Regions from separate parts of the Homo sapiens genome. Here region 1 is linked to region 2. Evidence: chromatin loops called from intact Hi-C (ENCODE). Cell type or tissue: heart left ventricle. All regions are shown on one strand. Links, peaks and the distances in the headings refer to the core of each region. The heading gives the core; the rest is flanking DNA.

Region 1 (15,158 bases), core at 2,671-10,670, 51 kb before region 2:
GCCTCCCAAAGTATTGGGATTACAGGCGTGAACCACAGCACCCAGCCAGGGATTCACTTTCTTACCTGAAACTACTAAAAATCTGAACAAACTATACGACACAACAGTTTCAGGATTTGGTTAGTTAGCACAGGATTGTGTCCCTGAAAGAAGGGAGGGGAAAACCAAGGTCAGTCCTATGATTGCTTCAGTTTAACTGGCTACAGGCAGTTTCCTGGCTGCAGTGTGGGGAAGAGGAACCCAAGCACAGCCTCGTGCTCTCACTGAGTTGAGAGACTGAAGTTTAGGAATGCTGAGATGGCGAGAATTTGAGAGGCAACATATCAGGGAGGAGGAACCTGCCCTGCAAGAGAGCTCCAGAGATCTGCAGGTTGATAATTTGACTGGGTACTGATCTGTGCATGTAGGAGAGAAAACAACATGAAACTGCGTAAAACAAACATACATGCAATAGAAAGCAAGGACATCGGGCCGGGCGCGGTGGCTCACACCTGTAATCCCAGCACTTTGGGAGGCGAAGTGGGCAGATCACGAGATCAGGAGTTTGAGACAAGCCTGGCCGATATGGTGAAACCTCGTCTCTACTAAAAATACAAAAATTAGCCAGGCGTGTTGCCATGCGCCTGTAGTCCCAGCTACTCAGGAGGCTGAGGCAGGAGAATCGCTTGAACCTGGGAGGCGGAGGTTGTAGTGCGCCGAGATCGCGCCACTGACTCCAGCCTGGGCGACAGTGACTCCGTCTCAGAAAAAAAAAAGAAAGAAAGAAAGAAAGCAAGAACACCCCAAATTCCTGAAGGTCACGGAATTCAGTTCCCATTAGGCAGAGTGGAAAGACCTCATCACACACAGAGCATTAAGTAGAGTCCACAGAAGGGTATGGTCATGGTGGTGGGGCTAAATAAGCCCTAGACTACCTGTTGCTCTGGACCCACCCTAACAAAGCTTAAAAGCAAGCCTTGAAGGGATCAGATTAAATCTAAGTAACTTAACTGAACAAAGTAGAGCATTATTTAAAGGATTACAACAAAATCTAGTATCCAACAAGGTAAAATTCACAATATCCAGCGACCAGTCGAAGCTTGCCAAGCATGCATCACAATAGGAAAATAGTACCCATAACTAGGAGAAAAGTCAGTCAGTAAAAACAGACCCAGAAGTGGCAGAGATGATGAAATTAGCAGATAAGAACCTTAAAAACAACTACTATAAGCATGCTTCACATGCTGAGGAAGATAGAAAACCTGAGCCAGGTGTGGTGGCTCACGACTGTAATCCCAGCACTTTGGGAGGCAGAGGCGGGTGGATCACTTGAGGTCAGGAGGCAGAGGCGGGTGGATCACTTGAGGTCGGGAGGCAGAGGCGGGTGGATCACTTGAGGTCAGGAGGCAGAGGCGGGTGGATCACTTGAGGTCAGGAGGCAGAGGCGGGTGGATCACTTGAAGCCAGGAGTTCGGGACCAGACTGGCCAATACAGTGAAGTCCCGACTCTATTAAAAATACAAAAATTAGCTGGGCGTGGTGGCATGCACCTGTAATCCCAGCTACTTGGAAGGCCGAGGCATGAGAATTGCTTGAACCCCGGAGGCGGAGGTTGCAGTGAGCTGAGACACCACCACTGCACTCCAGCCTGAGCGATAGAGACTCTGTCTCAAAAAAGAAAATAAAAATAGATAGAAAACATGAACACAATGAAAGGATAAACTGAAGATACAAAAAAGATCCAAACGAAACTCCTAGAGATGAAAAATACATTTGAAATGGAAAGTATACTGCATGGGATTAAGAACAAATTGGACGATGCAAAAGAAAAGATCAATAAATTGAAAACATAGCAATAGAAACTGTCTAGAGAAAAACAACTAAAGAAACAAAAAATAAAGAGAGAGAGGTAAAGAGAGTGAGCTTCAGTTACCTGAGAGACAATATTAAGCAGTTTAACATGGAATTTAAGTCCCAGAAGAGGGGAATAAGAAATTTTTTTTGAAAAAATAATGGCTGAAAATTTCCCCAAATTGATGAAAACCATAAACTCACGCATACAAGAAGCTCAATAATCTCCAAGCAGAGTAAATATAAAGAAAACTGGCCAGGCACAGTGTCTCACACCTGTAATCTCAGCACTTTAGGAGGCTGAGGCAAGAGGATCGCTTGAGCCCAGGAGTTTGAGACCAGCCTCAGCAACATAGTGAGACCTTGCCTTTATTTAAAAAAAAAAAAAAAAATGAAGGCATGGTGGCACACACCTGTGGTCCCAGCTACTGGAAAGGCTGAGGTAGGAGGATTGCTTGGGCCCAGGAGGCAGAGGTTGCAGTGAACCGAGATTGTGCTACTCTAGTCTGGGTGACAGAGTGAGACTCTGTCTCAAAATAAAATAAAAAATCAACCTTGGACCTTCGTTTGTCACCCAGAAATTCAGTCAACGGGTCAGTCCATCAGACCAATAGCAGTAGTGAGCACCACTTGCATAGAGAAAAAAGCCAGCCCGCCAGGATAAAATAGGAGGGTCCCGAGGCCTTAACTGTGCAGAAGTGCTTCCCACACAAAGGTTTCCTCACCTGTCAGTGTCTACCCCAACAAGCACCAGAGAACCATCATGAAAATGTACAGTGAATGTGAGGGAGGGCCAATCACATTAACATTAAATGTGAGGGAGGGCCAATCACATTAACATTAAATGTGAGGGAGGGCCAATCACATTAACATTAGCAGGACTGTACCTTGAAACCGTTAACCCTGGGAGAAAGAATGGTTGAACAGTAAGCTTTCTGCATTGTTGAGATGAAGCCAGCAACAGTAGGCAAGAAGGTCGTAGCAGGAAGAAGGAAGTATTCTCTGGAGACCAACTCTCCTGTTTCAGTTTCGTCCCTGGGGCTAGTCCTGCTGAGTCCTGTAAGGTAGTAGTGTGGTGGTTCTTAATCTTTTTTTTTTCTTTTCGTGTTGGAGGCACATCTTTGACTATTAGAATTTGGTGTAGCAGATTTGAAAAAATATGTATTGTAAAACTGAAAATGATACCAAAGTAAGCAGTAATTTCACCTGCAGTCATTGCCAAAATATTAAGTTCTCACAGCATTTACAGCACTCATAGAGGCAGCACCAGTTTTCGGTCCTTCTATAATACATCACCATCTAGAAACGGCCTGTTTATAGACCCCTAAAGCCATCTCTTACATACTCTAGAGACAAAGTTCTCATGTGTTCCAGTCAACACAGGAGTTTTTTTGTTGATTTGTTTAGGGTGGGGGTGGTGGGTGCTGGCTCCATGTCATATTATTTCCTCCTCTATCTAGAAGAAAGTTTACGTCGCTCTCTGTACCCATAATGTGAACCCCTTGAGTCAGCAGTGAGTATTCTGACATACACTGAATCCTCAGTTGTAGCAAAAAGTGATTTTTTTTTTTTGAGATGAAGTCCCACTCTTGTCACCCAGGCTGGAGTGCAGTGGCACAATCTCAGCTCACTGCAACCTCCGCCTCCCGGGTTCAAGTGATTCTCCTGCTTCAACCTCCCAGGTAGCTGGGATTACAGGTGGCCTGCCACCATGCCCAGCTAATTTTTGTATTTTTAGTAGAGATGGGGAGACGGGGTTTCACCGTGTTGGCCAGGCTGGTCTCAAACTCCTGACCTCAGATGATCTACCCGCCTCAGCCTCCCAAAGTGCTAAGATTACAGGCGTGAGCCACTGCTCCCGGCCCTCAAAAGGTGATCTTTAGTATTTTTAGTAGAGACAGGGTTTAACCGTGTTAGCCAGGATGGTCTCGATCTCCTGACCTTGTGATCTGCCCATCTCGGCCTTCCAAAGTGTTGGAATTACAGGTGTGAGCCACTGCACCCAGCCGCATTGGCCAATATTTGACAGTGCCCTGTGAAAGGATTGGCAGGAGAAGAAAATAAATAGGAAACAGTTTTCCAGCCACAAGAAATTCAACTCAATTCAATCAAGGCTGACTAAACACCTGCTGCATCTAAGTCCTTGAGCCAGGGTGGGCTTCTGTCCCTAGCAGAGGCTCTTCAGCCTGGAGGCGCACCGCTGGGCTGGGGCAGGACCAGTTAAAAGTGAGGAAACCATACATGTACGTCAGAGATATGTTTTCTCTCTTTTCCCTTTGGGAAGATGTTCTTGGGAGTTCTTTGCCAGGAAGTTGGTCACTTCCTGCCCAAATGATGAGGTTTCCAAAAGGTATAAATAGATTCACTTGCCACATGGAATTGGCTGAAGATGCCTCCACATGCCAGAAGGAAGCCTTGGGAGGGTTCTTTCCAGTATCAGGGAGCTCAGAGACAGGAGGCAGCAGCTGCCAGAGAAGCAGCACCAGCACCAGCCGGGCCCAGTGGGCTTCAGGGCTGAGGGCAAAAGGGCCTGGAAAAGTAACAAGTCTGTTGCGGAAAGTGCCGGGACTAACGTGCTGTGAGTACGGTGAAGCATATGAGAGAAAAGAGCATAGTAAATGATGAATAAGTATAAGAAATGCGGCCGGGCGCAGTGACTCACACCTATAGGCCCAGCACTTTGGGAGGCCGAGTCGGGCAGATCATCTGAGGTCAGGAGTTCGAGACCAGCCTGGCCAACATGGTGGAACTCTGTCTCTACGAAAAATGCAAAAATTAGCTGGGCATGGTGGCGCACACCTATAATCCCAGCTACTCTGGAGGCTGAGGATGGAGAATTGCTTGAACATGGGAGGTGGAGGTTCCAGTGAGCTGAGATCATGCCACTGCACGCCAGCTGAGGCAACAGAGTGAGACTTCGTCTCAAAAAAAAAAAAAGTAAGAAATGCGTTTGTAAGGATCTGCAGAAGGAAAAAAGAAGACTACTAGAAATGTCAGTACCTGCTCAGTGAGTCATGCAGGGTGAACCACATACAGGAAGGGGTCAGAGGGTGCAAGAAGGGGAAGAACATGATAACTTATAGGGCCAAAGGCTGTGAGACTCACCTGGTTGTGCTAAAGAATTCTCCATGTAGGCATTGGTGTTACATTCAAATTTGTGTTGCACATATATTGTTTTTGTGTAACTTTAAGTGCGTACTAAGTTCTATTGGTACTTTATCCATGGGAGTAATTAAATTATCAAACACATCCTTTTTTGCTAATGGTATTGCTCTGCCAAGGTAAAAAGGACCCCTGCCTTGGGCCTTTGCTTTAGACCTTAATTATTCAAAGTGTGGCCCTTGTACCAGCAGCATCAACAGCACCTGGAAGCTTGGGAGAAATGCAGAATATCAGGCCCTACCCCATACCTACTTAATAAGATCCCAGGTGATTCACATGTGCATTAAAGTCAGAGAACTGTGCTTCCTCCAGCTGTGTCTCTCCTCACTGCAGGCACGGTCCTCAGGGCCAAGGAGACGTGGCCATCCAGCACCCCTTCCCTTCTAGATCATGCTCCAGGTAGCTGGGACACCAGAATACTCTGGACATTGGCCCTCTCTGACCCTGCCCCCAGAGTTTTTGTGGCCCATCCCCTCAGGGATGGCCTCATTGCCACCATGAGATCTCTGGGCCTGAGAGGTGGCCTCGGGGCAGCTGTTGGCAGGACATGTGGACAGAGGTTGGACCACATTCTGGAGTATCCACAGGCTTGCATATGAGGTCCCTTGGACAGAGCCAGAAGCAGGAAAGGAAGCAGAGGAAGGAAGTCATCGTGTCCTGTGCCACCACATTTCAGGGCAGGACTCCAAGTAATTCAAGAATCTACATTTGAAATTGTTCTTCCAGGTCATTCTAAAAGTATATTTGTTGGCTGGGTGCGTTGGTTCACACCTGTAATCCTATCACTCTGGGAAGCCAAGGTGGGCAGACCACCTGAAGTCAGGACTTCAAGAACAGCCTGGCCAACATTGTGAAACCCCGTTTCCATTAAAAGTACAAAAATTAGCTGGGCATGGTTGTGTCTGCCTGTCGTTCCAGCTACTTGAGAGGCTGAGGCAGGAGAATCGCTTGAACCCAGGAGGCGGAGGTTGCAGAGAGCCGAGATGGCACCACTGTACTCCAGCCTGGGTGACAGAGTGACACTCCATCTCAAAAAAAAATAATAAATAAATAATAAAGGTATATTTATCAAGCTAGGATAATAAAACACATTTTATTTAACAGTTTATTCTCAAGTGAGGAGCACCTCTGCCCAGCCGCCCCACCATCTGGGAAGTGTGGAGCGCCTCTGCCTGGAGCCCAGCTGTCTGGAAAGTGAGGAGCTCCTCTGCCCGGTCGCCAACCTGTCTGGGAAGTGAGGAGCGACTCTCCTTGGTCGCCACAATGTCTGGGAAGTGAGGAGTGTCTCTGCCTGGCCGCTCCATTGTCTGGGAAGCGAGGAGCGCCTCTGCCTGGCCGCCCCACTGTCTGGGAAGCGAGGAGCGCCTCTGCCTGGCCGCCCCACTGTCTGGGAAGTGAGGAGCGCCTCTGCCTGATCGCCCCACCATCGGGGAAGTGAAAAGCCCCTCCCCCTGGCCCGCGCCTCCCGCCAGCCGCAGCACCATCTGAGAAGTGAGGAGAGCCTTTGCCCGGCTGCTGTGCAACCCTCCAAGTGTGAAGTGGCAGCCCTGTGTGTGATCTTTCTGCCCTCCCCAAGTTTGCATTTTCAATATTAAAGTTTACTTTTAAATTAGAAGTTTTAAATTGCAGAATTATATTTTTAGAAAAGTTTATTCTCTTGATTCATAACTTTGAAATATCTAGACGTATGGTACATGTCACGCCATTTCTGCTCTTTCCTGCACCTCCCAAATGTTTTAGTTGTAGCCAAAGTACACAAATCTAAGAAGATCCAAATGATCATCCTCACATTGACGGGTTCCTAGGCAGAGTAGGACTTTGGAAGACAGATGGGTTTGTCTACAGCCCACCTATCCAATGTGTAATAAAAAGAAGAACATATACTTCATAACTTGAAAAGGGGTGTTACAAAGGAAAATGTGGATTCTAGAAGGGAGAGCAAAAACAAATCAAGAACCAATCATTATGCAATTTGACAAGTGCTACGACAGAGGTGTAAGTAGAATACGTGTTAGCCCAGAGGAGTCAGAGAGTACCTCAGCAGGGAAGTTTCCACAGCGAAAGCTGGATGAGAAGGGGTTTTTAGAAAGTGGCCATTTCGACCAGGTGCAGTGGCTCATGCCTGTAATCCCAGCCCTTTGGAAGGCCAAGGTGGGTGGATCCCCTGAAATCGGGAGTTTGAGACCAGCCTGACCAACCTGGAGAAACCCCGTCTCTACTAAAAATACAAAATTAGCTAGGCATGGTGGTGCATGCCTGTAATCCCAGCTACTCGGGAGGCTGAGGCAGGAGAATTGCTTGAACCCGGGAGGCGGAGGTTGTGGTGAGCCAAGATTGTGCCACTGCACTCCAGCCTGGGCAACAAGAGCGAAACTCTGTCTCAAAAAAAAAAAAAAGTGGCCATTTCAATAGGAAAAAGGTTGGGAAGGACAGCCTGTAGCTCAGGCTGGCTGGAGGACTGAATGTGTAGAGGGAGTGCTGAGGGCCAAGGCTTCAGAGGTGGGCAGTACCAAGCCGTGGAGGGTCTTTATTTAGGAGTTCAACATTTCCCAAACTGCTCAGCAGTCATCTTGGTGCCAAAAGAGTTTACTAGAATATTGCCAAAATTTTTCTTCTAAAATCTATTTAAACATATATGTAAAAAAAAAATGTTAAGTGGAACTACTGGATGTCCATGTGTGGAAAAAAAAATCTAGACACAGACTTTATACTCTTCCCAAAAATTAATTCAAAATGGATCATAGACCTAAATGTAAAACCTGAAACTATAAAACTCCTGGGAGATAACATAAGAGAAAAATATAGATGACATTTTAGGTATAACATCAAGGGCACAACCCATGAAATAAATAATTGATAAGCTAGACTTCAATAAAATTAAAACTTCTGCTCTGCAAAAGACGTTGTCAAAAGAATGAGAATATAAGCCATTGACTAGAAGAAAATATTTGAAAAGAGACATCTGATAAAGGACCGTTATCCAAAATATTAAATAACTCTTAAAACAGCAATAAAAGACAACTCTATTAAAAATAAGCAAAAGACCTGAATAGACACCTCATCAAAAAAAGATATACAGATGGCAAATAAGGATATGAAAAGATATTCAACATCATACATCATTAGGGAATTGCAAATTCAAACAACGAGACACCACTATGTACCTATTAGAATGGCCAAAATTCAAAACAATGACAACACCAAATGCTTGCAAGGATGTGGAGTAATAGGAAATCACATTCATTACTGGTGGAAATGGAAAATGGTACAGCTACTTTGGAAGACAGTTTGGAGGTTTCTTAAACTTTAAACATACTTTTACCATACAATTCAGCAACTAAAACCCTGGGTATGTATCCAAATGAACTGATAACTTATGTGTACACAAAAATTTGCACAAGTATGTCTACAGCAGTTTTATTCATAATTGCCCAAATTTGAAAGTAATCAAGACATCTTCAGTAGGTGAATGGATAAACTGTGGCATGTCCAGACAATGAAATATTATTCAGTGATGAAACGAAATGAGCTATCAAGCCATGAACAGACATGAAAGAACCTGAATGCATATTGCTAAGTGAAAGAGCAAATCTTAAAATATTATATACCATATGATCTCAACTATATGACATGATGGAAAAGGCAAAACTATGGAGGCTCTAAAAACATCAGTCATTGTCAGGGGGGAAGGGAGAGAAAACGATGTTTAGGTGGGAGCACAGAGGATTTTTAGGGCAGTAAAACTATTCCATATGATCCCATAATGGTGAATGTATGTCATTACACATTTGTCCAAACCCACAGAGTGTACAATACCAAGAATAAACATAAACTATGAACTTTGGGTGGTAATGATGGTGTCAGTGTAGTGGTATAGTGTCAGTATATTACTTGGGAGTGGGATGTTGACAGTGGAGAATGCTGTATGCTGCCCAAGAGAGGATAGAAGTGTATGAAAACTGTGTATTTTTTTTCCCAGCTTAACTGAAGTACACTTGACAAAAATTGTATGTATTTATTGTGTACAATGTGATGTTTTGAGATACCTATACACTGTGAAATGACTACCACAATCAAGCTAATCAACATATGCGTATCTCACATAGCTACCTTTTGTGTGTTGAGAACCACTTAAGATGCACTTTCTTAGCAAATTTCAAATATACAATACAGTATTTTTAACTACAGTCAGCATGCTATGCAATAGATTTCTAAAACATATCATCTTGCATAACCGAAACTTCCTACCCTTTGGCCAACATCTCCCCATTTTCCCCCAACCCCCCAGCCCCTAGCAACTATCATTCTACTCTGCCTTTATGCATTCAACTTTGTTAGGTTCCATATATAAGTGAAGTCATGCAATATTTGTATTTCTGTATCTGACTTATTTCACTTAGCATCATGTCCTTCAGGTTTATCCATGTTGTGGTAAATGGCAGGCTCAAAAATATTCCATTATATTGCATACATTGTGTATACACACACAATGGAATACACACCCCTGCCCCCCCCCACACACATTTTCCTTTTCCAGTCATCCATCTACAAACACTTTAGGCTGTTTCCATATCTTAGCTATTGTGAATAATGCTGCAATGAACATGAAAGTGCAGATATCTTTTTGAGACACTGATTTCATTTCCTTTGGATATATACCCAGAAATTGGATTGCTGGATCATATGGTAGTACTATTTTTAATTTTTTGAGAAACCTCCGTACTGTTTTCCATAATGGCTATACCAATTTTCATTCCCACCAACAGTGTCCAGCGTTCCTTTTTCTCCACATCCTTACCAACACTTGTTATCTTTTGTCTTCTTTATAATAACCATTCTAACAGATATGAGGTAATATCTCATTGTGGTTTTGATTTGCATTTCTCTGATAGTGATATTGAGCATCTTTTCATAAACCTGCTGGCCATTTGTATGTCTTCTTTTGAGAAATGTCTATTCAGGCCCCTTGCCCATCTTTCAGTTGGGTTTTTTTTTTTTTGGCTAACTGTACTTTTTGCTCAGTTTTACTGTGAATCTAAAACTGCTCTAAAGAATAAAATCTATGTAAGACCAAAAGATCTAGTGAATAAGTAAATGGAGGATAACAGACAAATCTCCCATGCAGAAGAATTTCAAATAATGTATATAGTTACTCCACCCCAAAGGATGGGGAGCATAAATCCCTGCTTCTTAAGTGTGGCTGTATATACAGTCATTCCATCCTCTGATATCTTAGAGGGACTTATCTGAGGACCCTCACTGATATAGTTTGGATATTTATCCCTGCCCAAATCTCATGTTGAATTGTAATCCCCAGTGCTGGAGGTGGGTCCTAGTAGGAGGTGTTTGGGTCATGGGGTGGATCCCTCGTGGCTTAGTGCTATCTTTGCAATAGTGAGTGAGTTCTCACAAGATCTGGTGATTTTAAAGTGTGTGGCACCTCTCCCCACACCCGCTCTCTGTTGTTCCTGCTCTGGCCATGTGATGTGCCTGCTCCTACTTCACTTTTTGCCATGAGTAAAAGCTTTCTGAGGCCTCTCCAGAAGCAGATGTTGGTGCTATGCTTCCTATACAGCTTACAGAACCATGAGCCAATTAAACTTCTTTTCTTATAAATTACCCAGTCTCAGGTATTTCTTTATAGCAATGCAAGAATGGTGTAGTACAAAAAACTGGTACCAGAAGTGGGGCATTGCTTTAAAGATACCTGAAAATGTGGAAGCAGCTTTGGAACTGAGTAACAGGCAGAGAATAGAAGACACTGGAGGGCTCAGAAAAAGATAAGAAGATTAGGGAAAGTTTGGAACTTCTTAGAGACTTGTTAAATGGTTGTGACCAAAATGCTGACAGTGGTATGGACAAAGGCCATGCTGATGAGGTCTCATTTGGAGATGAGGAACTTACTGGGAACTGGAGAAAAGATCACCCTTGTTATGCTTTAGCAAAGAATTTGGCTGTATCATGTCCATGCCCTAGAGATCCATGGAAGTTTGAAGTTGAGGGTGATGAGCTAGAATACCTGATGGAAGAAACTTCTAAGCAGCCAAGTGTTTGAGATATAGCCTGGCTTCTTCTAACAACCTATGCTCAGATGTGGGAGCAAAGGAATGACTTAAAGTTGGAACTTATATTTAAAAGGGAAGCAGAGCACAAAAGTTTGGAAATTTTGCAGCCTGGCTATGTGGCAGATAAAGAAAAAACTTTTTTGGGAGAGGATTTCAAACAGACTATGGAGCAACCACTTGCTAGAGATATTTGCATAAATAAAACAGAGCAAATTGATCATGTCCAAAACAATGGGGGGAAAGGCCTTGAAGGAATTTCAGAGACCTTTGTAGCAGCCCCTCCCATTACAGGTCCAGAGGCCTAGGAAGGAAGAATGGTTTCATGGACAGGGCCCAGGGCCCCACTGCCCTGCATGGCCTTGGGACACCACTCTCCACATTCTGGCCACTCCAGCTCCTGCCGTGGCTCAAAGGAGCCCAGGTATAGCTTGGGCTGCTGCTCTGGAGAATACAAGCCCTAAACGTTGGCAGCTTCCATGTAGTGCTAAGCCTGCAGATGCAGAGTGCAAGAGTGGTGGATTCTTGGCAGCCTCCACCTAAATTTCAGAGAATGTATGGAAAAGCCTGGCTGTCAAGACAGAAGCCTGCTTATGGGGGCAGGGCCCTCACAGAGAACCTCTACTAGGGCAGTGCAGAGGGGAAATGTGGGGTTGGAGGCCCCCAGCAGAGTTCCCACTGGGCACTGCCTAGTGGAGCTGTGAGAAGGCAGCTACCATCCTTAAGACCCCAGAATAGTAAATCCACTGGCAGCTTTCACCCTGCACCTGGAAAAGCTACAGACATTCAACTCCAACCCATGGGAGCAGCCATGGGGCTGAACCCTACAAAGCCACAGAGGCAGAGCTGCTCAAGGCCTTCAGAGCCCACCCCTTGTGCCACTGTGCCCTGGGTGTGGGACATGGATTCAAAGGAGATTATTTTGGAGCTTTAACTTTTAATGACTACCCTGCTGGGTTTTGAACTATTGGGTTTTGAAAGGGGCCTGTAGCCCTTTTCTTTTGGCTGATTTCTCCCTTTTGGAATAAGAATGTTTACCCAATGCCTATACCCCCATTGTATCATGGGAGTAAATAATTGTTTGATTTTATAGGCTCATAAGTGAAGGAACTCATCTCTAGACGACACTTTGAACTTACTTGGGTCTTCTGAGTTAATGCTGGAATGAGTTAAGATTTGGGGGACTGTTGGGAAGGCATGATTATATTTTGCAATGTGAGGAGGTGACACTTGGGAGAGGCTGGGGCAGAATGATATGGTTTGGATTTTTTTTTCTGCCCAAATTTCATGTTGAATTATAATCCTCAATGCTGGAGGTGGGGCCTGGTGGGAAGTGTCTGGATCATGAGGGTGGATCCCTCATGGCTTGGTGCTGTCTTTGTGTGCTGTCTTTGTGATAGTGAGTTCTCATGAGATCTGGTCATTTAAAAATGTGTGGCACCTCCCCAGCTCACCCCAACTCTCTCTCTTGCTCCACCTTTCACCATGTGATTCCCCTGCTTCTGCTTCGCCTCTCATGAGTAAAAGCCCCTAAGGCCTCTCCAGAAGATGAGGAATGTCAGTGCCATGACTGTACAACCTGCAGAACTGTGAGCTAATTAAACCTCTTTTCTTCAAAAACTACCCACTCTCTGGTATTTATTCATAGCAACACAAGAATGGCCTAATATACCCACAGATCCACAGATATCAAAATCCACACATACGCAAGTCCCAAAGTGGGCCCTGACGAACTCAGCCATACACAAAGTCAGCCCTCCCTATCTGCTGGTTTCAAATTTCTCCAATACTGTATTTTCCATCCACATTTGGTTGTGAATGTGGAACCTGCGGATACAGAGGGCTGACTGTATTTATAAAAAAAATCTGCGTATAAGTGGACCTGTGCAGTTCCAACCTGCATTGTTTTTTTTTTTTTTTTTTTTTTTTTTTTTGAGACAGAGTTTCTCTCTTGTTGCCCAGGCTGGAGTACAATGGCACGACCTCGGCTCACTGCAAGCTCCGCCTCCCAGGTTCAAGCGATTCTCCTGCCTCAGCCTTCCGGAGTAGCTGGGATTACAAGCATGTGCCACCATGCCAGGCTAATTTTGTATTTTTAGTAAAGACGGGGTTTCTCCATGTTGGTCAGGCTGGTCTCAAACTCCTGACCTCAGGTGATCCACCCACCCCGGTCTCCCAAAGTGCTGGGATTACAGGCGTGAGCCACCACACCCGGCGCCCCAACCTGCATTGTTGTAGGGTCAACTGTACCGCCTTCCTTCCAAAGAATACAGTATGAAAAGCAGGAGATGGAGTAACTTTACAGTGGAGGTGGTTAAGGTCAAAATCAACAGTGATAAATTGTGTTGACAGTATATACCCTTGAATGATGTGATGAAAATAGTACCTTATCTCTGTGATCTTCTTGTTAAAAAAACCCATGATCTCAGTCACACAAGAAAAACATCAGACTGAGCACAGTGGCTCACGCCTGTAATCCCAGCACCTTGGGAGGCCAAGGTGGATGGATCCCCTGAGGTCAGGAGTTCAAGACCAGCCTGGTCAACATGGTGAAACCCTGTCTCTATTAAAAATACAAAAATTATGCTGGGCTTGGTAGCTCACGCCTGTAATCTCAGCACTTTGGGAGGCAGAAGTGGATGGATTATGTGAGGTTAAGAGTTTGAGACCAGCCTGACCAATATGGTGAAACCCTGTCTCTACTAAAAATACAAAAAGTAGCTGGGTGTGGTGGCAAGCACCTGTAATCCTAGCTACTTAGGAGGCTGAGACAGGGGAATTGCCTGAATCCGAGAGGTGGAGGTTGCAGTGAGCTGAGATCGTGCCACTGCACTCCAGCCTGGGAAACAGAGAGAGATTCTGTCTCTCAAAAAAAAAAAAAAAAAAAGAGCCGGGCACCATGGCTCATGCCTGTAATCCCAGCACTTTGGGAGGCCAAGGCAGCTGGATCATAAAGTCAGAAGATGGAGACCATCGGCCGGGCGCAGTGGCTCATGCCTGTAATCCTAGCACTGGAAGGCCGAGGCGGGCGGATCACGAGGTCAGGAGATCAAGACCATCCTGGCTAACACGGTGAAACCCCGTCTCTAGTAAAAATACAAAAAAAAAAATTAGCCGGGCGTGGTGGCGGGCACCTGTAGTCCCAGCTACTTGGGAGGCTGAGGCAGGAGAATGGCGTGAACCCAGGAGGCAGAGCTTGCAGTGAGCCGAGATCACACCACTGCACTCCAGCCTGGGTGACAGAGCAAGACTCCGTCTCAAAAAAAAAAAAAAAAAAAAAAAGAAGATGGAGACCATCCTGGCCAACATGGTGAAACCCCATCTCTACTAAAAATACAAAAATTAGGCCAGGTGCAGTGGCTCATGCCTGTAATTTCAGCATTTTGGAAGGCCGAGGCAGGCGGATCACGAGGTCTGGAGTTTGAGACCAGCCTGGCCAACATAGTGAAACCCCGTCTCCATTAAAAATACAAAAAAATTAGCCAGGTGTGGTGGCGGGCACCTGTAATCCCAGCTGCTCGAGAGGCTGAGGCAAGAGAATCACTTGAACCCAGGAGGTGGAGCTTGCAGTGAGCCGAGATCGCGCCACTGCACTCCAGCCTGGGTGACAGAGCAAGACTCTGTCTCAAAAAAAAAAAAAAAAAAAAAGATCCAATGACACTATGATGCAAATAAAGTGTTTAATGCAACAGCTGGTCTCGCACAGAGGTGCAGTTCACATTTACTGAATGAATGAGTGAGCAGATGAATAAAAGTTTCATGTGGCCTCTACCTCCAAGGGACCCCAGCTTGTCCTTCAACAGTATTTATTGGAAGTGCTAGGGAGGATTCGCTTGGAAATTTAATTTTGCCGGGTGCCGTGGCTCATGCCTGTAATCCTAGCACTTTGGGAGGCCGAGGCAGGCAGATCACGAGGCCAGGAGTTCAAGAGCAGCCTGATCAACATGGTGAAACCCTGTCTCTACTAAAAATACAAACATTAGCTGGGGGTGGTGGCATGAGCCTGTAATCTCAGCTACTTGGGAGGCTAAGGCAGGAGAACTGCTTGAACTCGGGAGGTAGTTGCAGTGAGCCAAGATCACGCCATTGCACTCCAGCCTGGGC
Region 2 (15,158 bases), core at 2,251-10,250:
CAGATGTGGTGGCACGCACCTGTTAATCCCAGCTACTTGGGAGGCTGAGGCAGGAGACTTGCTTGAACCCGGGAGGCAGAGGTTGCAGTGAGCCGAGATTGAGCCATTGTACTCCAGCTTGGGCAACAAGAGCAAAACTCTGTCTCAAAAAAAAAAAAAAAAAAAAAGAAAGAAAGAACGAAAAAAAAGAAATAGACATAATAATGTACCTGATTCATTGTATATATACAATGTATATATAGCACTCATCAGAGTGCCTGATGCTTAGCCGACATTTAATCAATGTAAGTTGTTAGCTTCTGTTGAGAAACTGGTGTGGGACTAAGATGATTGTTGTCCTGATTTGCCTGTTGGTGTCATAGTCAGATCTTCACCCTGGGAACTTAGGGCCTCAACAGTACCATGGCTGGGAACTTAGCTACAGTGGGGAGGGACCCAGAGATGCTGAGCTTAGTATATGCCTCCACTCCATTGGTCAAACTCGCTCAATCTAAAAGGAGCTGGGTAATCAGTGAGTGCTTGGTGGTGGTAATAAAGAATCTGTCTACGGTGTAATTCAATTTTGTAGTCGTTATCTTTTCCATTTTAGTGTAGGGACCCACCCAATCAGACAGCTGCACAATGAAAATAAAGGCTGGGAATGCCAGGGTGTGTCACTGGTTGTAGTCCCACGCTAGCAAGGGGAAAGTCAGGTTGCAAAACCAGCGCTGCCTGCCTTCAGTGGAGAAACCATGTAACCTCCCAGGCCTGCAGCTTCCCTAGGCCTCAGTTCCTTCCCTGGGCATCCTCCTTGGTGAGGTTTCTGGATCCCTGCAGGCACTGGTAGTTTTTGGTTTGGGTGCTCATATAAAACTCCTTACAAGTCTGTTAACACAATCTTATCTTACTGTCATTATTTGCATGTTAGTTCCTTAATAGGTCCTATTTCTTTCTGTCTTCCTGATGACCCTTCCAAGAGCTCCTTTAGGTTTGGAAAAGGCAGAGTAGATCCTCTGGCCTTCCCCAATGAGGACCTGGGTGGGTGGTGGTGGTAGTAGGGGGTCGGTAGACAAAGCCATCTTTAAGGAGGTGCCTTCTGCATCACCCTCCATTGTGAGATTCCAGGCAGGTGCCTTAAAATAGCTCTGCCACTAGCTGATCACTCAATCCCATTTACAAGGGCAAACCTTCTTCTGTCAGGGAGAAAAGGTTTAAACATACAGAGGGAGGTAACTGTTGCAGTAAGTAGCCTTAAAGCAAGCAGAGGGGCGCTAAATCATCTCTAAACTTCCAGGTCTATGATTCTAAGATCTTAATTATCCTAACTGGGAAGGAGAGAAGAAAAGAAAAAAAAAATAGGTGGCTTAGAAAGTGAGCAGAGAGTGTAAAGCTTGGAGATTTTTCTATTTGAGATTTGGCTGCATTTAGAGCCAGTTTTTAAGCATTGCCAGGTTCACCTTTGTAAAAGGCGTTTAGAAATCTGCCACTATCAGATTTAAATCAATCTGGCTAATTGGTGTGATTGGAAAGTTGCAGTGGGGCAAGTAATCAGATTGGTTCCGGAGCCTCCACCCTTTGCTGTGCCTGGGTGCTACCTCCTGCAGGGTAGCATATTCCCAATTTTTGTGGTTTTGCAGTGGCCTCCTTTCCTAAGCCCACTAAGCATTTTCCTGTTCTTTTGCAAGGTCTTCTTTTTGTGTCAGGGTGTGGTGGAGCCACACAGGACTGGCATGATATTCACCACTTGTTACTTATGGAACTTGAACATATTTAACCTCTCTGACCATCAGTTTTCTCATCTGTAAAATGAGACCACATTAACGTAGCTTATAGACTTACTATGAGAATTAAATGTATACATGTGTAGATGATCATATTAGACTTTAATTGAAAAGCTTTCCAGTAGGTGTCTTAGTCTGCTTTCTGTTGCAATAACTAAATCCCTGAGACTAGGTACTTTTTTTTTTAAAGGAATTTATTTGGCTGGGCGCAGTGGCTCACGCCTGTAATCCCAGCACTTTGGGAGGCCGAGGTAGGCGGATCACGAGGTCAGGAGATCAAGACCATCCTGGCTAACATGGTGAAACCCCATCTCTACTAAAAATACAAAAAATTAGCCGGGTGTGGTGGCAGGAGCTTGTAGTCCCAGCTACTTGGGAGGCTGAGGCAGAAAAAAGGAATTTATTTCTTACAGTTCTGGAGGCTGAGAAGTCCAGGGACAAAGGATTCCATCTAGTCGGGGCCTTCCTCTTATGGGGACCCTCTGCAGAGTCCCAAGGCAGCTTGGGACATCACATGGTGAGGGGGCTCATGAGAGAGAACCAACCTGGCTTTTTATAACAGACACACTCTTGTGATAACTAACCCACTCACACAATGATAACCTATTATCCATTAACCCAGGAATGGACTAGTCAATCCAATCATGAGGGCAGAGCCCTCATGACTCAGTCACCTCTGAAAGGCCCCACCTCCTGATACTGTTTCACTGGAGAGTGAGTTTCAACATGAGTTTCAAAGGGGACAGTTTCAAATTATAACAGTAGAATTATGTGCATGTCCAGGTGTGCCATTTAGTAGCTGTGAGACCTTAAACAAATTACTGTGCCTCAGTTTTTTTATCTGTAAAATAGAGATAATAATACTACCTACTTCAATGGTTTTTGGTAATGATTAAATGAGTTAATATGTGTAAAATGCTTGGCATAGTAATTGGCAGATGGTGTGTACTATGTTTTAGCTTTTAATATTATTATTATGCATATTATTATGCAACACACCCAGTCTAATACCTGGCACAGAGGAATGTTAAAAAAAAAAAAAAAAGTTTGAATCCCTGTGCTCTGACACCTTTAGCTCCAAACTTGCTGCTGCTACTCAGGATCTCCTTCCTCTCTAGTTGTCCTGTTTAGCTGAGCCTCTCTCCAGCTTATGTGAAACCGTGTCTTGGTAGCTGCTGGGCAATTAGGCATTCAAGGCCCATGTTTGGTGGCCTAGGTAGGCCAGCAGGCAAGTTCAGGAGGGACTGAATCGGTGAGAAGGACCAACAACTTTCACTGACCTCATGACTTCATTCCCTTTATTTGGGGTTCTAGCCTCAGGACACACCAGAGAGGGAAGCCACGGCGTGTCCTTCAGGCCTTCTCAGGAAGCAGGCTTTCCTGAAGGAAGCAGTCCCTAAAACAGACTTGCACCTCTACATTTTGTCAGCCCTGGCACATGCTGTAGGAGGTTCTGGGTTAGCTTCGATGGGGATGTTTTTTCAAGCCTGCAAACTGCAATAGGTGACAACTTCCAGTCCCAAGAGTTTGGCTGGCTCTGCGTTGAACACAAAGCTTCCACTTGCTGCTGAGGGCTGCTGTGCTCTGCCTGCCTTCCAGGGAGAGTTACTTCTGGAAGGCTGTCATGGAGGGAGGAGAGCTAGGCTGCCGGGCCAGCTGCCCACTACACTGGTTCAAACTGGCTGTGCTGGCTCAACAAGGAAAAGACAATCTCACTAATCAGCAGAATCAATCACAGATTAGGAGCTTACCCTGCGAAGGCACAGTGGAGGGTAAAATGGAACAGAAAACAAAGCCCATGTCCTCAAGGAGTTCGCCAAGCTGGTGGAGGAGACGAAAACACTTAAAGAGTAAACTAATAATAACAGGGTATCCGAAGTCACCAGTTTGTCCTTGCAGGTATCAGTGACCTATAGCACTCCTTAAACTCCTGTGGTTCTAGGTAAAACAAACCTTCCCAGCAGAGGCATAATACTACCTATTCTATACCAGGCATTCTTCTAAAGGCTTTTTAATATATTATTTTGTTTAGTTTTCACAGTGACCTTTTGTAGTAGGTGTTAATCTCCTCATTTTCAGATGAGGAAACTCAGGGTCAGACAGGCAAAGGGACTAACCAGAGATCCTCTAGGTAAGAAGTGATGGAACCAGGATCCAAAGCCAGGTTCTCTGGCTCTGGAGGCTGTCCCTTCACCCTCCAGGTTAAACTAGCCGGAGCCAGGGAGGGCGGCTCTGGGAACCACACTGGATAGGACTCCTTCCTCTCTGACGTTGTGGGGAATCCACTGTTGCCTGCTCCTGCCCTTGCTGACTAAAGGCCTCTTGTGTGTGTTGTGTTCAGTAACTTGAGGGAGAATCTGCTCAGTTTGTCCACCCACCACCCAAGGTAGGAATCCCTCTCAGGGAAGGGGTCTCCTGCCCCCTCATAGGCTTTGGGCCACTCCCAGATGGTTGCTTTTAGGGGAGAAAAGGATGCTAATCCAATCAGTTGTGACCAGGATGGTGGTAGTCACATGGCATAGGGGAATCAAATGGTTCCCCGTAACCATCTGATTGTTAGGAGGAGCTTGCCTAGTGCATGCATCTATAAAGAAGGATGTGACAGCTCCTTCCTCCCTACTTATGCTGTATTGCTGCTGGCTGTGCACTCAGAAGCCTTAAAAAACATACATGTTTGCACATAGTATATTTATAAGACTGTTAATAGTGAAAAATAAATGTAACTATCCAGCCATAGGGGATGTACCTAAACAACAGATTACCATATAACTGTTGAAATCAATGCTATATAAGTATACTTATTAACATAGAAAGATTTTTTTCAGTATGTTGCTAAATGTCAGGATCCACTTGAAAAACAGAATGAATAGTCTGATCCTATTTTCAGAAGGAAAAAATGTATATGTGTGTATAGAAAAACATTTTCATTTATACATCAACATATTAATGGAGGCTGTCTCTGATAGGAAGGATTTTAGGTTATTTAAGTTCTTTTTGCTTATGTGTATTTACATTTTTCTACAGTAAATATACATTTCTTATTTAATAAACCTGTTATTTTTAGAAGATCTAATGATGTTAGAAATAATCTTAATTTTATAAAAAGAATCATCTCACCTTAAATATGAGAAAACAAAATATCTGAATTTCTTGTTCTTTCTCCCTTTTTCCCCCTTGTTTTTGGTGGAAAGCAGATAGTATTCATTGTGGAGAATGATTCTAGGCTAGTAATTTACCTTAGAGCCATGGCATACGAGAGCTGGAAGAGATTTTAGGGATCATCTAGCCCAATTCCTTATTTAACAGATGAGGAAACTGGACTGAGAGGCTTAGCTAGTTCTATAAGTGCTCGGTAGCAAAACTTTGGTTGGAATCCAGGTCCTTGGACACAGTCCAGAGAATTTTCTTTTCTTTTCTTTTCTTTTTTTTTTGTTTCGAGACGGAGTCTCACTCTGTCACCCAGGCTGGAGTGCAGTGGCATGATCTTGGCTCACTGCAACCTCTGCCTCCTGGGTGCAAGTGATTCTCCTGCCTCAGCCTCCTGAGTCGCTGGGACTACAGGCATGTGACACCACGCCTGGCTCATCTTTTGTATTTTTAGTAGAGACGGGGTTTCACTGTGTTAGCCAGGATGGTCTCGAACTCCTGACCTCTGGTGATCCATCCACCTCGGCCTTCCAAAGTGCTGGGATTACAGGCGTGAGCCACTGCACCCGGCCCAGTCCAGGGCATTTTCTACACCACTATGACAGGCTGTTATATTTGCCTCGTTGACACATAGAGAGGACTGTAATCTTTTCGTGTGGAGGTAACAACTCTTAAGCGTAGAAAAGTTGTCATGCTGACCAGTCACTCTTCTTCAGTCACTATTCTACTGAGAGGAAAACATGGGTTTTAACTGATTGCAGATCCAATGTTGAGAGTTACGACATTGTGATGGGTGCTGGGAAAATAATTCTTGCAGTCCCTTATAGAAATCTCCTACCTAGAAATCTTATATGTGATTCCACAAGAAGGCAGAGGCCAGGCCACAAGCGTTTTTCCATGTCCCCTCCTCTTCTTCAGCTGTTGGGTCATAAATGCTGCTTGGGATATGTTCATTCCTCTTCCCAACATTTATCTTTCTGAAAAGTAGGTAGTGATAGTTGTTCAAAGTCAGCATACCATAAATATCGCTCTTAACCCTTTTGTGAAACCAGTTTTGAGATACTGCACTGATCATATTGCTTTGCCAACTCTCCTGGAGAATCCTTGGCATTAACTATATTGCGTCAGTTAAGACTTTTGGCTACACACATCAGAAACTCCCCTTGAACTAGTTTAGCAAAAAAGGGAATATATTAGCTTATGGAATCCATAGAAAGGTTGAGTATCCAAACTAAGAAAAGGTCAGGAAAACATGGAGCTGGGCCTCAGGAACCACAAGCACCAGGGACTTCACTGTGCCGGCCTTTGTCTCTACTGTGCATCTGTTTCTCACTCATGGTTGCTTCATTTCTCTTTTACTGCAGACAGGCTATCTCCATTTCCATGGCCATATTTCCATAGGACAGTTTCTATCACCAGAGATGAACTTAGCTGATCTTTCACTTGTTCTAAGTTAAGAAATCCCAATGGGAGGGCCAATGTGTGTTCCAGCTGTGACCAGGTTCTGGGTCATCTAAGAACATGATGTTTCCAACATGAACACATTGTCTAGGGGAAAAGCAGGTCTTAGAAGATTGGGAGGTAGTGGGCTAAGACGAGGATATCCTTCACCCCTAGCTATTCCTTAGAGATAATAAGTTTGATGAGGAGGCAGAACAATTAGGTGATGAGTGAGAATTCTTAAGAAGTGAAAATAAAAATCCTGAGAGTGTGGATGTGCCTGGCCAGGGTCATCCATTTTTACAATGTTTTGACATCCAGTGAAAAAATAATTGCAGTGAATCTCTCCCTGACTTGGCCCCCAAAGAGGCAGACCTAGGTATTTTAGGACCTGAGTCAAGTTTGAAGAACTGTGCTGTCTCTTCCCAACCTTCTCTTCAGAGAACTAAACCACGGGGGTAACAATCCTGTAATTTTGGCCGTATTTATAAATCCCTGATCCTTTATGTAGCGCATTTTTTCTACTCTGCGCTTAGTCTGAATGTTGCTATTTTCACAGAGGAAATCAGAGGAAAGAGACTATAATTATAGGTCAAACACCAGCTCCGGAAACAGTGAAGGCAGCAGAGAGCCTATGACTCCCTGCCCTCTTCCGGGTTACACCCTGGACATCTCCCCGTTCTTTCCTGGAGCCTAGGTCAGCTCTTCGCCTCTTTATCTTCATATCTTTGCTGTCTTGTTTTCCAGTCCAGCATATCATGAGACAAAAAGGGAAAGTTACAACCAAAAGCCAGTGAGTTAAAACTGCACGATACTTGGGCAAGCCTGCCTCTTGGAGATAATTCAAATGGAAAAGAAAAGACAAAAAACCCCACAACATTTCAGGTCATTGGCCTTTTTAAACAGACCGCCGGCAATATTTACTCCTCCTGAAATAGCACAGTCACATGAAATAAAACCGTGTTCGGTAAAGCCTGCAAAACAAAAGGACAACTTACAGGCTGGCATGCTCACTGAGGGCCTTCTGTTTACCGGCCAGATCAGGGCTCTGCTTCCGGGCTCTCTAGCCACCTTCTGCCCAAACCTGCTGGAGAGCTGTGGGGGTCAAGGTCAGATTTTCTTGGAGACCCTCCCCACTCTTTTCCCCTTAAATGATTTGGAAAGGCAGGTTGAGAGTTGGGAACAGGGCTGTGAAGAGTATGTGGCTGATGTGGCCTCTACTGTAGAAGCCCAGGTTGTGAATGTCGCAGGAGGAGCTTCTAATGGTGTCTGCCCTTGTCCAGCATGGTCACCTCTGTTTCCTCTCTGTTCTTTACTCCTTACTTCTTAATGCATTTACCTCCCCCACACCTCCCCCAGACCCCTGCCTTCTCTCTCTCTCATCTGTTTCCCCCCCTCAGCCTATCTTGTATTCCCCTTTTGCCTTCTCTCCTGACCTTAGTTCTGCCAAGGACCCTTCATGGACCTTTAGTGATTAGTCCAACTGTTGCCTGGAAGGTCTAAAGTAGCTGCTAATGGTGAGGTTAATGAATGTACAGTCACAGGCCAGATCTGGGGTCATGGTGAATTCCCACTGAGACTGAGACTTCACTGAGGACTCAGGGGAACCTTCTCAGTCTCATTCTTTAAGCTTTTCCTCTCCATTACTGATATTTCTTTGTAAAAATCCAAAAACCATTTAAAATAATACATTATACCTTGTTTCTCAAAGTCTTTTTATATCCGTTGATTTCATCTTTACATCAACCTTGAGAGGGAGGCAAAACAGTTGAGGAAAGAGAAAAACAAAGAAGCTCAACAACATTCCCAAGTTAGTTACAGAGCTATGTTCTCTGCTCCCTGGGTTCTCCTGAAGCAGGAGAATCTCTTGAACCCAGGAGGTGGAGGTTGCAGTGAACTGAGATCGTGCCACTGCACTCCAGCCTGGGTGACAGAGAGAGACTCCATCTAAAAAAAAAAAAAAAAAGAAGAAAGAAAATAAGATTCATTCCATACACCAGAGAGGGATCCTCCAACACCCAGGGTGAGAAGTACATTATCAGGCATCCCTGGCTTATCAAACACTGGACACTTTGTTGACAATCAACTTTGTCACCTGGAACTTCATGAAACAGATTTCCCTGAGTGTCTGTGTTTCCTTCCTTTCTTTCTTTTTTTTTTTGAAACGAAGTTTTGCTCTTGTCGCCCAGGCTGGAGTGCAATGGTGCAATCTCAGCTCACTGCAACCTCCACCTCCCAGGTTCAAGTGATTCTCCTGCCTCAGCCTCCCAAATAGCTAGGATTACAGGCGTGTGCCACCACACCTGGCTAATTTTTGTATTTTTAGTAGAGACGGGGTTTCACCATGTTGGCCAGGCTGGTCTTGAGCTCCTGACCTCAGGTGATCTGCCCGCCTTGGCCTCCCAAAGTGCAGGCCTGAGCCACCACGCCCGGCCTGTGTTTCCTTTCTTTACATCAACCATCTAGCAGCTACTGGTTTCATTTTCTTTTGCACATGCCAAAGTATGTACAGTAAGTGGAAGAGTTAGCCAGAGATGTATATAATGTACTCTTATTTTTTCAAATGATTCAAAAGAAAATTATGACTGTAAAAATTTACTTTTAGGCCTCTAGTGGAGCCTCGCTCTCTCTTTCCTTCTCTCTCTTTCTCTCTGTCCATCTATCTATTACAGATACTAAGTGCTCAGCACTGTGATGTAGGAGGTTCTGATATATTTGTTGGAAAAAGAATCCTCGAGAAACAGTGTAGCAGAAATGTGTGCTTTCACTTCTAACAGCCAGCACTTGCATCTCTATGTCAAAGGGCTGCTCTCAGGCTGCCAGGACCCCCTTTGCATGAAGGCACAGAGAGCTGAAGGGTCTGGACTTTACACACCCGGAAAGCAGCCCTTACCCAGTGACTGGCAGGTGCAGTGAGTAAACACTCCACTCTGAGGTCTCACTTACACTGTCACTGCCCTGTGGGACTGAGCTCAAGTTACCCTCTGTGGGATTTCACTTGATTCCATATCCTTTTCTGGATTCCACATCTTTTTCTGGATTCCACATATTCCTCATTCCACCTTCTCACACCCCTACTGTTTTTTCCTGGGAACACATCCTAAAAAAAATCACGTCCACACCAATTCTTGTCTTAAGATGTGCTTCTGAGGGAACCTAGCTGAAGACAGAGAGTTTGTTTTGTCTTGGGCTCCCTCCCAACCCAAGTCTCTAGGATCAGAGTGAGTGAGAGAGATGGGGGAGTGGAAGAGCAGGCCTGTCTTCAGACACCAGAAGGAGACGTAATTAAAAGCTGAAGATGGTGCCTTCCTAAGGACCGGTGATACAGTTTGCATGTCCCTTCCAAATCTTATGTTGAGATGTAATTCCCAGTGTTGGAGGTGCGGCCTGGTGGGAGGTCTTTGGGTCATCGGGGAGAATCCCTCATGGCTTGGTGTTGTCCTAGTAATAGAGAGTTCTCATGAGATTTGGTTGTTCAAAAGTGTGTGGAACCTCCCCTGGCTCGCTCTCTTGCTCCTGCTCTTGCCATGTGAGGCACCTGCACCCCCTCCACCTTCGACCATGATTGTAAACCTCCTGCGACCCTCACCAGAAGCAGATGCCAGCACCACGCTCCTTGTACTGTCTGCAGAAGTGTGAGCCAATCAAACTTCTTTTCTTTATAAATTACCCAGCCCCAGGTTTTTTTTTTAATAGTAATGCAAATGGGCAGCACTCAAGCAGGGAGAGACAGTGTTCCCAGGTCTGCACAGAATGTATCTCTAGTGCAGAGGGGAGAGGACTGATGGTAACTGAATATCACTTGACACCTCAGGGTTCCCAGTTTGAAAAATACCAGGAGATGGAACCCATGTGGGAAAATGACATCCTTAAAGTAGGCAGAGGGAGCAGCTTCGAGGCCTTTCTTCCAGGTGGTTTCTTGGGGGCAGATGTGCATGAGCAGACTTAGGCCTGAGTGCATGAGAACCATCATCTGGGATGCCCAGAAATAACTGGGAGAATGAATGAAGCACTGATACATACAACCACATAGATGCACCTTGACAACATGCTAAGGCAAGAAGCCAGTCATAAAAGGCCATATACTGTTTGGTTCCATTTATATGAAATGTCCAGAACAGGCAAAGCCATGGAGACAGAAAGCAAATTAATGGTTGCCAGGGGCTGGGAGGAGATGGGAATTAATGGGAAGTGACTGTTTTGTGGGTAGGGGGTTATCTTTTTCAGTGATGAAAATATTCTGGAACTAGATAGTGGTGATGGTTGTACAGAGTTGTGAAATACTAAAAGCCGCTGAGTTGTACACCTTAAAATGGCACATTTTATGATATGTAATTACATACGTAAACCTCAATTTTAGAAAAGAAAGAACTAGGAAATTTGAGGTGGCAGAAGAAAAGCTGAGGTCCTGATTCACAAGAGGAAGTTGCAAGTTAGTAAAATATTTGTTGTTAATGCTACTTTCTCTTCATTTATTGCCTGAATTGTTTCTCATTTGCCTGGTGATGATTGGGATCATCTGTGTTACATGAGACAGTATAGAATTCAGTGCTAAGTTGTGCAGCACACATTCTAAGTGTGGAAGGTGGGTTGTATAGATCACATACTGTACAACCTCCGTGTCTGTACATGGTAGCCCTGGTCAGTTACATATTTCTGCAAACTTCAACACAGGATCTCCACATACAAAGATAGAATGCTAGATTCTTTCTTCTAATTGTTTCAATGGAGTGCAGTGGCGAGATCTCGGCTCACTGCAACCTCCGCTCCCGAGTTCAAGCAAATCTCCTGTCTCAGCCTCTCAAGTAGTTGGGACAACAGGCACACGCCTGACTAATTTTTTTGTATTTTTAGTAGAGACAGGGTTTCACCATATTGGCCAGGCTGGTCTCGAACTCCTGGCCTCAAGTGATTCACCCGATTCAGCCTCCAAAGTGCTGGGATTATAGGCATGAGCCACCACACAGAACCTGAGACCATGTCTTTTTAAGCAAAGGGATTCCCCCCTTTCTTTGCTGCCTTGAGTCGGGGAGCTATAGGTTCTTCCTGATGCTGTGATTTCCCTACCTGACTCCAAACTGGGTATACACCAGGGGCCTGGCACTGGTGCCCACCCTATGAGAGTCTTCAACCCTGGATAGGGTTCTGTTCTGTTTGCTACGGATCTTCCCAGATTCTTCTCCAAATGTCAGGGTTGGTACCTGGGTCCAAAGATTTGCCTCATTTCTGAGGCAACAGAAAAGCAGATTTGATTTCTGGAAGTCATTATGGCATCTGATTTTTCTTGGTCACAATACACTCTAACATGGAGTAGGCTAATTATGATAATACATTTGATATAAAACTATAGTGAAATTGTAGTCTAAGCACTAAGGCCAGTTCAAAAGTCATTACAAGTTTTCTTTTTCAGTGAAAGAAAAAGGAAGTTCCAATTAAAATGTAGGATTTAGCTCCAACCATCCAGTTCTAGCATTTCCTAAGCTTTTGGGACTAAAAATAAATCATTTTCTGACAGTAGTTAGACAGTTCCTTTTCCTCTGAACAGCACGGTCTGAGAGATAGTTAACTTCCCAGCATTCTTCTGTGTATTGTGCGGCGGGTCCAGCCCTCCGCTCCTCACCTCCACACTTCCACCCCGCGAGAGAAATCAGCATAGATGGGTCTCTCCTCCACGGCCTGCATTTCATAAGGGGGTCTGTCTCCAGACACCCAGGTTGGGTGTTTACTTGAAGGCTTGGATGGATAGGAATGCCACTTTCTTATTCCAGAGCTGGTGGAGTGCCTGCTCCCCGCTACTGGCTGTGAGCCAGAGATGGCCTAAAGTCTAAACATTCCCACTATGTAGGCATGTTTTCAATGTCCCTGAGCTTGAGTCACATCTGAACTCAGAGTTTCTGCCTCCTGAGGGAGTTTATGTGGTTGTGTCTGTGTGCTGGTGGGGTTTGTATATGCATATTATGGATTGGAGTGTTTGTGTGTATGTATGGGTGTATTCTGGGAGTTAAAGTGGCTAAGTGTACATATAAAAATTGATATTTATTGTGAAACAGTCAAACAGTAAAGAAAAATGTAAGTTAAAAAACCATAAAATATCACTTTAGTGGACACTTTCCCATGTATTTCTACACACACACACACACACACACACACACACACACACGTAATTTTCTATAAGTGTTATCAATATATTGGAAGGCTGTTTTCTAAGCTAATAATAATAAGAATGGAGAGTGAGTGCTTGCTGTGTGCTAAGTACTGTGCTGGTCCCTTGTCCCTTGATATAGATTAACCTCACTTAATTCTCATGGCCACTTTATGAGGTAGGTACTATCATTATCCCCGTTTTACAGATGAGAAGACTAAGCCAGAGAGAGGGTAGATAAGGTTAGTCTCAAGTGGGTGGCCACACAGCTAGTAAGGGAATGGAACTGGGATTTGGACTCATCTGACTCTGGGGACTCTGTTCTTGACCACTGCTTGATAAAACCAGGTGACAGTAGGCAGCACAGCTGGGCAAGGGTTATTCTTTCATCATTTACTGAGTACCTGACATGGACTAGGCCATAAAAATCCATACAAGACACAGATCTTCTTGAGGCTCAAAGTCTTTTGAAGGAGACAAATGTGTAAGTAAATGATGGCAATTCAGAGTAATTAGGCAAATTACAAAGAGAACAAAAGGGAATCCATTAATACTACCTGAGGAAATTGTAGAGATAACATTGTAACTGTGTCTCAAAGGAAAAGGAGGAGCTGTTTGTTGGGAGTTAAGGTTGGGTAGGATGGGAAGGAAGGGGAAAAGGCCACTTTAGGCTGAGCAAATAACATGTGCAAGGGTATTGGAAATCTTAAGTGTGTGGTGTAGCTGCAGGTAAAGAGTAAGGGAAGGTCTTTGGCTCATGCCTGTAATTCCAGCACTTTGGGAGGCCGAGGTGGGTGGATCACCTGAGGTCAGGAGTTTGAGACCAGCCTGGCCAACATGGTGAAACCCCGTCTCTACTAAAAATACAAAAAATTAGCCAGGCGTGGTGGTGGGCACCTGTAAGCCCAGCTACTTGGGAGGCTGAGGCAGGAGAATCGCTTGAACTCGGGAGGTGGAGGTTGCAGTGAGCCAAGATTGCACCATTGCACTCCAGCCTGGGCAACAGTTAGACTCTGTCTCAAGAAAAAAAAAAAAAAAGGCCGGGCGCAGTGGCTCATGCCTGTAATCCCAGCACTTTGGGAGGCCGAGACGGGTGGATCACAGGGTCAGGAGATTGAGACCATCCTGACTAACACGGTGAAACCCTGACTCTACTAAAAATACCAAAAATTAGCCGGGCGTGGTGGTGGGCGCCTGTAATCCCAGCTACTCGGGAGGCTGAGGCAGGAGAATGGCGTGAACCCGGGAGGCGGAGGTTGCAGTGAGCTGAAATTGCGCCACTGCACTCCAGCCTGGGCGACAGAGCGAGACTCCGTCTCAAAAACACACACACACACACACAAAAAACAGTACCGGAAGGGTGGCTCACAGATGGGCATGCAAACTGAGAAGAGTCCGGCTGCTCCACTGAGGATGTTGGCCCCTATTGTATAGGCAGAGGGGAACCACTGCAGCTGCATGAGCAGGACAGTTGCATCATCACAGTGGTGCTTTAAAAGAACAATTAGACAGCAGTCTGGAGGAAGATTCAGAGTGGAGTGGGATTGGAGTAGAGAAAGCGGTTATGCATACAAACAGTAATGCAAGGGTTCTCAGTATTGACTGCCTATGACAATCACCTAAAGAAGTTTTAAAAAAATACTCAGGTGCAGGCCAAACCCTCAGAGATTTTGATTCAGTTAGTCTGGGTTGAGGCTGGGAAAATGGTAGTCTTTAAAAGCTCCCCAGGTGATTCTAGAGTGCCACCAACGTTGGGACCACATCACTACATGGCAGTGTTTAAGAACACAGGCTCTTGTCTCCACAACTTACCAGAAAGCAGGAGATCTTGGGCAAGCTTAGTTGTTGTTGTCATTGTTGTTTTCAGACAAAGTCTTGCTCTTGTCCAGGCTGGAGTGCAATAGCGTGATCTCGGCTCACTGCAACCTCCGCATCCCGGGTTCAAGCGATTCTCCTGCCTCGGCCTCCTGAGTAGCTGGGATTACAGGTGTGCACCACCACGCCCAGCTAATTTTTATATTTTTTAAGTAGAGATGGGGTTTCATCATGTTGGCCAGGCTGGTCTCGAACTCCTGACCTCAGGTGATCCACCCACCTTGGCCTCCCAAAGGGCTGGGATTACAGGCACGAGCTACTGCGCCCAGCCAGTTACTTAGTATTTTTAAGCCTTTGGTTTTCTCACCTATAAAATGGGGATGATAATAGTTACCCCATTGATTAGTAATTATGATATAATATTTATTATAAAACAGTCAAACAAAAAGGAAAAATATAAGGTATATGTATGGTTTGAATAACCCCTTGAAAACAAATTTGATTGCTGTTGGCAAAAATATCTGTTTAATTGCAATTAAACAGTTTAAGAGGTAAAACCTTTATTTTTTATTTATTTGAGATGGGGGACTCACTCCGTTGACCAGGCTGGAGTGCAATGGTGTAGTCATGGCTCATTGCAGCCTTGACCTCCCAGGTTCAAGCAATCCTCCCATCTCAGCCTCCCAACTGAGACTGGGACCACAGATGCACATCACCATACCTGGCTAATTTTCACATTTCTTTTTTGCAGAGACAGGGTCTTGCTACGTTGCTCAGGATGGTCTCATAGAGATAGGTGATTAAGAGGTGATTAAAAGGTGATTAAGTTATGGCTCCACCTTCATAAATAGATT

Evidence for each region. Hi-C counts contacts between places; a loop is a spot of excess contacts. Peaks named below come from ENCODE experiments on the same cell type or tissue, not always from the same donor. Only the 100,000 strongest peaks of a DNase experiment are listed, where the experiment ranks them.
Region 1: a loop joins it to region 2, with 3 times the contacts of the local background. A loop is called at or near these places in 4 of 110 quality-filtered maps.

The regions. Positions count from the first base shown.
Region 1 is chr1:212,183,945-212,199,102 of GRCh38, forward strand. No RefSeq gene overlaps it. Among named protein-coding and RNA genes, the nearest start is that of LINC02608, 93 kb to the right of the region's middle. RefSeq lists enhancers at 2,663-2,957, 2,908-2,957, 3,008-3,067. In heart left ventricle, for the core only: no CTCF peak of the experiment used is centred there; DNase peaks (open chromatin) are centred at 4,343 and 6,204; H3K27ac peaks cover 1,239 bases.
Region 2 is chr1:212,235,396-212,250,553 of GRCh38, forward strand. It overlaps LINC02608 (long intergenic non-protein coding RNA 2608), which reads right to left. Exons shown (of 4, transcript NR_125984.1): 2 at 3,512-3,581. Among named protein-coding and RNA genes, the nearest start is that of LINC02608, 42 kb to the right of the region's middle. In heart left ventricle, for the core only: no CTCF peak of the experiment used is centred there; no DNase peak of the experiment used is centred there; H3K27ac peaks cover 1,629 bases.